Regions from separate parts of the Homo sapiens genome. Here region 1 is linked to region 2. A link is a contact called in ENCODE Hi-C or POLR2A ChIA-PET data. All regions are on one chromosome and are shown on one strand. The core of a region is the stretch at or near the end of the contact, and the rest is flanking DNA. Distances in the headings are between cores, read along the strand shown.

Evidence for each region. Hi-C counts contacts between places; a loop is a spot of excess contacts on that map. ChIA-PET counts read pairs that join two places held with the same protein, here RNA polymerase II (POLR2A). Pooled maps may share reads with other maps.
Region 1: a loop to region 2 is called in a map of heart left ventricle, with 3 times the contacts of the local background. The contact joins the promoter of SIGIRR here to the promoter of IFITM2 in region 2. A Hi-C loop is called at or near these places in 7 of 168 maps with a recorded cell type or tissue (CD4-positive, alpha-beta memory T cell, CD8-positive, alpha-beta T cell, heart left ventricle and 2 more), 1 of 37 single-sample maps with no recorded cell type and 14 of 50 pooled maps. POLR2A ChIA-PET finds 5 or more read pairs at or near these places in 16 of 52 experiments (A549, AG04449, CD4-positive, alpha-beta T cell and 11 more).

What each region holds. Positions count from the first base shown.
Region 1 is chr11:413,398-416,789 of GRCh38, forward strand. It overlaps SIGIRR (single Ig and TIR domain containing), which reads right to left and starts at 1,602. Exons shown (of 10, transcript NM_001135054.2): 1 at 1,426-1,602. RefSeq lists an enhancer at 2,075-2,694 and silencers at 3,215-3,284, 3,345-3,392.
Region 2 is chr11:306,566-309,065 of GRCh38, forward strand. IFITM2 (interferon induced transmembrane protein 2) reads left to right here and starts at 1,251. Exons shown (of 2, transcript NM_006435.3): 1 at 1,251-1,873; 2 at 2,448-2,500. The coding sequence starts at 1,628. RefSeq lists enhancers at 1,492-1,911, 2,292-2,411, 2,432-2,500.

The DNA of each region.
Region 1 (3,392 bases), core at 352-2,851, 110 kb after region 2:
CTGAGGGTCCTTAAAGCACACACTTCCCAGGAAACCAACCCCTCACAGCAAGCCCGGGAGGTCACACCGCCAGCCCAGCAGAACCCCTGGCATCTCCTGCAGTGCTTCCGTGACCGCCCCAAGCTCAGACCTCAAAGTCCTCCCTCCAAAAGCAGCCTCAGAGCCTTCTGGAAGTCAAGGGCAGACTGCCAGGATACGAGCACAGCAAGAAAGCAGGTGCCCTCCCCTGCAAACCCTCCTCTGCACCCTCTCCGCTGCCTGCCTCTCCTTGCACCCTCTCCCCTGCACCCTCTCCCTGCAAACCCTCCCCTGCACCCTCTTCCCGCACCCTCTCCCCTGCTCCCTCTCCCCTACGCACCTTCCCCTGCACCCTCTCCTCTGCCTGCCTCCCCCTGCACGCTCTCCACTCCCCACCTTCCCCTGCCCACCTTCCCCTGCACCCTCTCCCCTGAACCCTCTCCTCTGCCTGCCTCCCCCTGCACCCTCTCCCCTCCCCACCTTCCCCTGCACCCTCTCTTCTGCCTGCCTCCTCCTGCACCTTCTCTCCTCCCTACCTTTCCCTGTACTCTCGTCTGCCTACCTTCCCCTGCACCCTCTCCCCTCCCCACCTTTCCCTGCACCCTCTCCCCTGCACACCTTCCCCTGCACTCTCTCCTCTGCCTACCTTCCCCTGCACCCTCTCCCTCCCCACCTTTCCCTGCACACCTTCCCCTGCACCCTCTCCTCTGCCTACCTTCCCCTGCACCCTCTCCCCTCCCCACCTTTCCCTGCACCCTCTCCCCTGCACACCTTCCCCTGCACCCTCTCCTCTGCCTACCTTCCCCTGCACCCTCTCCCCTCCCCACCTTTCCCTGCACACCTTCCCCTGCACCCTCTCCCCTGCACCCTCTCCTCTGCCTACCTTCCCCTGCACCCTCTCCCCTCCCCACCTTTCCCTGCACCCTCTCCCCTGCACACCTTTCCTTGTACCCCCTCCCCTCCCTAACTTCCCCTGCACCCTCTCCTCTGCCCCTCCTCCCCTGCACACATCACATACACACAGCCCTCTGGCCCATGTGCACCTGCACAGAGCTTCAGTCTCAGCCCGTGTGCACACTTGCACCTCCTACACAGCACACTTCCTACCACACACACCTCCCATTACCACTGCACACAGCTTAGGCTGCAGACCCCTCACACAACTGTTGAGTATATACAACACCCATTGCAACGCTTGTCACAGAGCCTAGGACCACAGGCACCCCACAGCACACACACTGCACCTGACACCCACCCTTGGCCGCTGATGCGACACAGCCTCCTGCTGCCCCTCGCTCTGTCTCACACACACATGCACACACATGCATATGGGTCTTGGGCGCCGTGGGCCTCCTCTCAGCCAGGCCCTGACACAGGCTCACTCAGAGCAGCGGGGAAGGCAGTCACCTGGTTCCAGTTCTTTCCTCCGGGGGGCAAATGTTGGTCATTGGTGCGCCTTTGGGAGCAAACTCTCCCCTTCGCTGGGCCCCAGGGAGTGTCCACAGCACCAAGGCTGCTATGGATGCATCGCCAAGCGCGGTGGGGACCTGGCTTGTGTCTTTGTGTATTTTGATCAGAACTTTCCCTGTAGCTTCCTGGCCTTGCAGTCACATCCTCTCCTAACCCTAAACCCCACCCAGGCACCCACCCCTTCCCTAGGCGGGCGGGAGGACGGGCAGTTGGTGGTTCTCACCCCGCCTGCCCCGGCTCTTCCTGTAGCTCTGAGTCAAGCGGCTCCTTCCTCTGGAGCCCGCCCCAACCCACCCAGGCACGGCACTTTCCTCTGTGCAGCGTGTGTGTGTGTGTGTGTGTGTGTGTGTGTGTGTGTGTGTGTGCAGTGTGTCTGCGTGTGTGCAATGTGTGTGCAGTATGTGCGTGTGCGTGCGTTTGTGTGTGTGCGTGTGTGTTGTGGGGTGGGGGGTGCTCAAAGGGGCAGGTTCCAGGGGTAATGCATGGGGGGTCCTCCAGCCAGGAGACCCCCGCCAGGGCCACCCTGCACACATACAAGGAGGACCGGGGACCGCGCGGCATGCCTTCCAGACGCTACTAGAGCTCACACTCAGGAGCCAAGGGGCCGGTTTGCTCCCCCATGTGTCTTTGACCTCTGACCCCGGGGAACAGGGCCTTCAGAAACTCCCGGTCAACAATGGGGCTCCAGCAGAACTCTTCCGCCCTCTCCCCGTCCCTCTCCCAGACATAGCTCCCCCGATGGGTGAGCAGTTACAAGGGACTATGGCATCTTGTGGACCTTCCCTTCAGGCTGGGGTGGGAGGGCAGCGCCCCCTTTTCCAAATAAGGAGCAAACACAGGTGGCCGAGGCTCCTGGCTCAGAGCAGATGAGGGGCAGATGGCATCTCCTGTTGTCACCAAACTGACACTCCCCAGGTTGACCTGGGACTGGGGACCCAGTGACCGGTGGCTGGTATTGCCCACAGAATCAGACAAGGGTCTCCTTTGGACCCTGGCCCTGCCCTCAGCCACATGGGGGCAGGGCTTCATTGTGGAGGGCTGCCATCCAGCCTCCCGGCCCTGGCTGAGCACCCTCTCAGCAGCAGGCTTTCTACAGGTACTTGTCTGACTGAGTCCCAGCCCTGCTAGGACCTTCCTTTGTCCCGGTACTCAGCCTTGGGTGATGGTGGGCCTTGGGCTCAGGGTCCCAAAGACAGCACCCCTTCCCCCACAGAGCCTGGTACCAGCCCCTCCTTGAAGTGGGTCCTTGGAAGCCCCTCAAGAAGGTTCTCCCCACACTGCAGGTCAGGAAGCAGGCACAGCAGGGCCCAGGGCACCCCCGCAGGAAGCAGGAGCAGGGCCTCCAGCACAGGCCCTGGGGTCAGCCGCCAACTGTGAAGCCCCGGCTCGGCGGCTGCTCTGTGCACCCGGTCTCAGCGTCACCATCTCTCAGGGCTGGCTTGGCACCCTCTCCTTCCCTCTCTCTGCTAACGTCCTGCACCCCCGAGCCCCCAGGTCCACCGTCCAGGGTGAGCATGAACACCCACAAAGTCTCCGACCCTCGCCCGCACAGCTCTTCCGAGGCGCCCAGAATCTCAGTCCAAGCCTGGCCCTGGTCGCCTCGCACTGCCCACCGCACTCTGCTGGGCACCTTGAGGTTCTTAGAAAGCGCCAGCTCCTCCCGCCCTCAGACCCAGCCAGCGTCCTCGGTCCGCGGCCGCCCCTGCCCGGTGGGTTCGACGCTCAGCACCCAGCACCCTGCGGGCGACTCCCGCTCAGCTCGGACGCGCCGCCCCTCCGCTCCCCGTGCGCGCTGGGCCCCCAGCGCCTGTCCTGAAGCAGGAACGTGGGTAAAAGGCTGCGGCCCCGCAGGCCGAGGGGCTCTGGTTCGCTCCCCTACCCCGCGCCCACCTGCGCCCTGGGCG
Region 2 (2,500 bases), core at 1-2,500:
AAAATTTATCTTATAGAGCCAAAGTCATCGTTACTCAAACACATCACTCTGCAGTTACACGGCTGCACGCTACCGTCATGTAAACTCTGGAATACTGACGTGGACCTGACCACCCGCTGAGGTGAAAGGCTACAGCAGGGTGAGCAGCTGCCCATCTCTGTAAATTCCACCCTCAGCGATGTCCTCTGCGGAGTCTGGCCTGGTGGGAGAATAAGCCCAGGAAAATGGGCCCATGTAGCACATCAGGAATTAAACAGGGCGCAGGTCGCGGTGCACATAGGCCTGCAGGCCACGTTCCTGCCCCTGTGACCCGCACTGTCCCCTCTGACAAGCTCAAGTGCACAGCATCAGCTCTGTTTGCTGCAATAGCCTCTGCCAAGGAAGGTCCAGGAAGAAGCCCAGAGGCCACACAAGGTGTTTCCACAGGGAGGCTGTAACCTCAGGAGCTGCTCAGAGGCAGCACCGGTTCATGGGAAAAACAGGCGGCAACTACAGGAAGCAGCTGGCACCCGTGTGAGGACCCAGGGAAGAGGCAGAGATGATCAGAACCTGGAAATCTGGAGGGTGCCCCAGGGACCAGCCAGCCAGAGCTCTGGGCAGCGTGGGTGCTGCTGGGCTGTGTGGAGCGGGTCTGGGAGCCGTCACCCAGGTGGGCCTCCAGGGGAAAGGGCCATGGCTTCTAACTCCACCGTCCAGGTCTCTGCTATTGGCATCCCACAGCCCCCTCTTCTGTCAGTGCTCCCAGAGTCCCCTTTCCTGGGCCTGGAGGGCTCCTTTGGGGCAGGCAACATTGGCCGCCAACCCTCTGACCTGCACCAGGAGACACGGGGACCTTTAACCCCCAAACCCGCATGGAGCAGGACTGCAACCCCAGCAAAGGACAAGGGATGTCAGCAGATGAGGCCTGTGACAAGTGAGATGAGGGCTTTTTTTTTTTTTTGAGACGGAGTCTGGCTCTGTTGCCCAGGCTGGAGTGCAGTGGCACAACCTTGGCTCACTGCAAGCTCCGCCTCCCCGGTTCACGCCATTCTCCTACCTCAGCCTCCCAAGTAGCTGGGACTACAGGTGCCCGCCATCACACCCGGCTAATTTTTTTTTGTATATTTAGTAGAGACGGGGTTTCACCGTGTTAGCCAGGATGGTCTCGATCTCCTGACCTCATGATCCTCCCACCTCAGCCTCCCAAAGTGCTGGGATTACAGGCGTGAGCCACGGCGCCCGGCAGAGGTGAGGGCTTTGGGGAAACGGTTGTGGGGCCTGGAGTGTGGAGGCGTCAGCGCAGGCCTGGCAGGAGCCCTGAACCGGGACAGTGAGGTCCTGCAGCTGCTGGCCTGGGGTGTGGAGACTCCCAACACAGGGGAAGTCTCCAGGACCCCACACCACTAACAAGATGAGACTTGTGCTCCTTTGGGCTCTAGAGAGGAAGCCCCTCTTAGCCCTCAGCCCCTCTTTCCTCCCTCTCCTAAAGTAATTTGATCCTCAGGAATTTGTTCTGCCCTTATCTGGCCCTGGCCAGCTCTGCATTTGACAAATGCCAGGAAGAGGAAACTGTTGAGAAAACGGAACTACTGGGGAAAGGGAGGGCTCACTGAGAACCATCCCGGTAACCCGATCACCGCTGGTCACCATGAACCACATTGTGCAAACCTTCTCTCCTGTCAACAGCGGCCAGCCTCCCAACTACGAGATGCTCAAGGAGGAGCAGGAAGTGGCTATGCTGGGGGTGCCCCACAACCCTGCTCCCCCGATGTCCACCGTGATCCACATCCGCAGCGAGACCTCCGTGCCTGACCATGTGGTCTGGTCCCTGTTCAACACCCTCTTCATGAACACCTGCTGCCTGGGCTTCATAGCATTCGCGTACTCCGTGAAGGTGCGTATGGCCCTGGCGGAAATCCAGGGGGTGCCGGTGAGCCTGGGGCTCCACCTGCCCACATGCTGCCTGGGGTGGGGACTTGTGTGTCCCTGTGACTGTGAGTTTGTGTGCACGTCTGTCCTGTGTGTGCCCACGTCAGTGGCTTTGTCTGTGTGATCTGTGTGTGTGTGTGGCTTGGGGAATCTGCCCAGTGCAGGTCTAGGAGGAGGCTCCAGGAGGCTGGCTGGCTGGCTCAGAGTCTGTCCCCGGCTATCCACTAGCCCAGAGCAGTTCTCCCTATAGCCCAGTAAGAAATTACACCTTCACCTTCCAGACTGGCACCCAGGCTCTCCCAGAAAGTGAGAAGGGAACTCACAGGTGACTTCACCCCATGGTGGGGAGAACAGCCTGTGCTGGGGCCAAGGCAGAAGGAGGATGAGCCCCGAGGCTCCTGGAGAGTCTGAGCCGGGTGAGGAAGGGGAGGAGGTGGTCCCTGATCTCAGGGCAGGGAGGAGACAGTGAGGAGCTGGAGCCATAGCACGCGGCTCTCAGCTGGGGGATCCTGGTCCCCTCACCATCTCCTCTCCCCCAGTCTAGGGACAGGAAGATGGTTGGCGACGTGACCGGGGCCCAGGCCTATGCCTC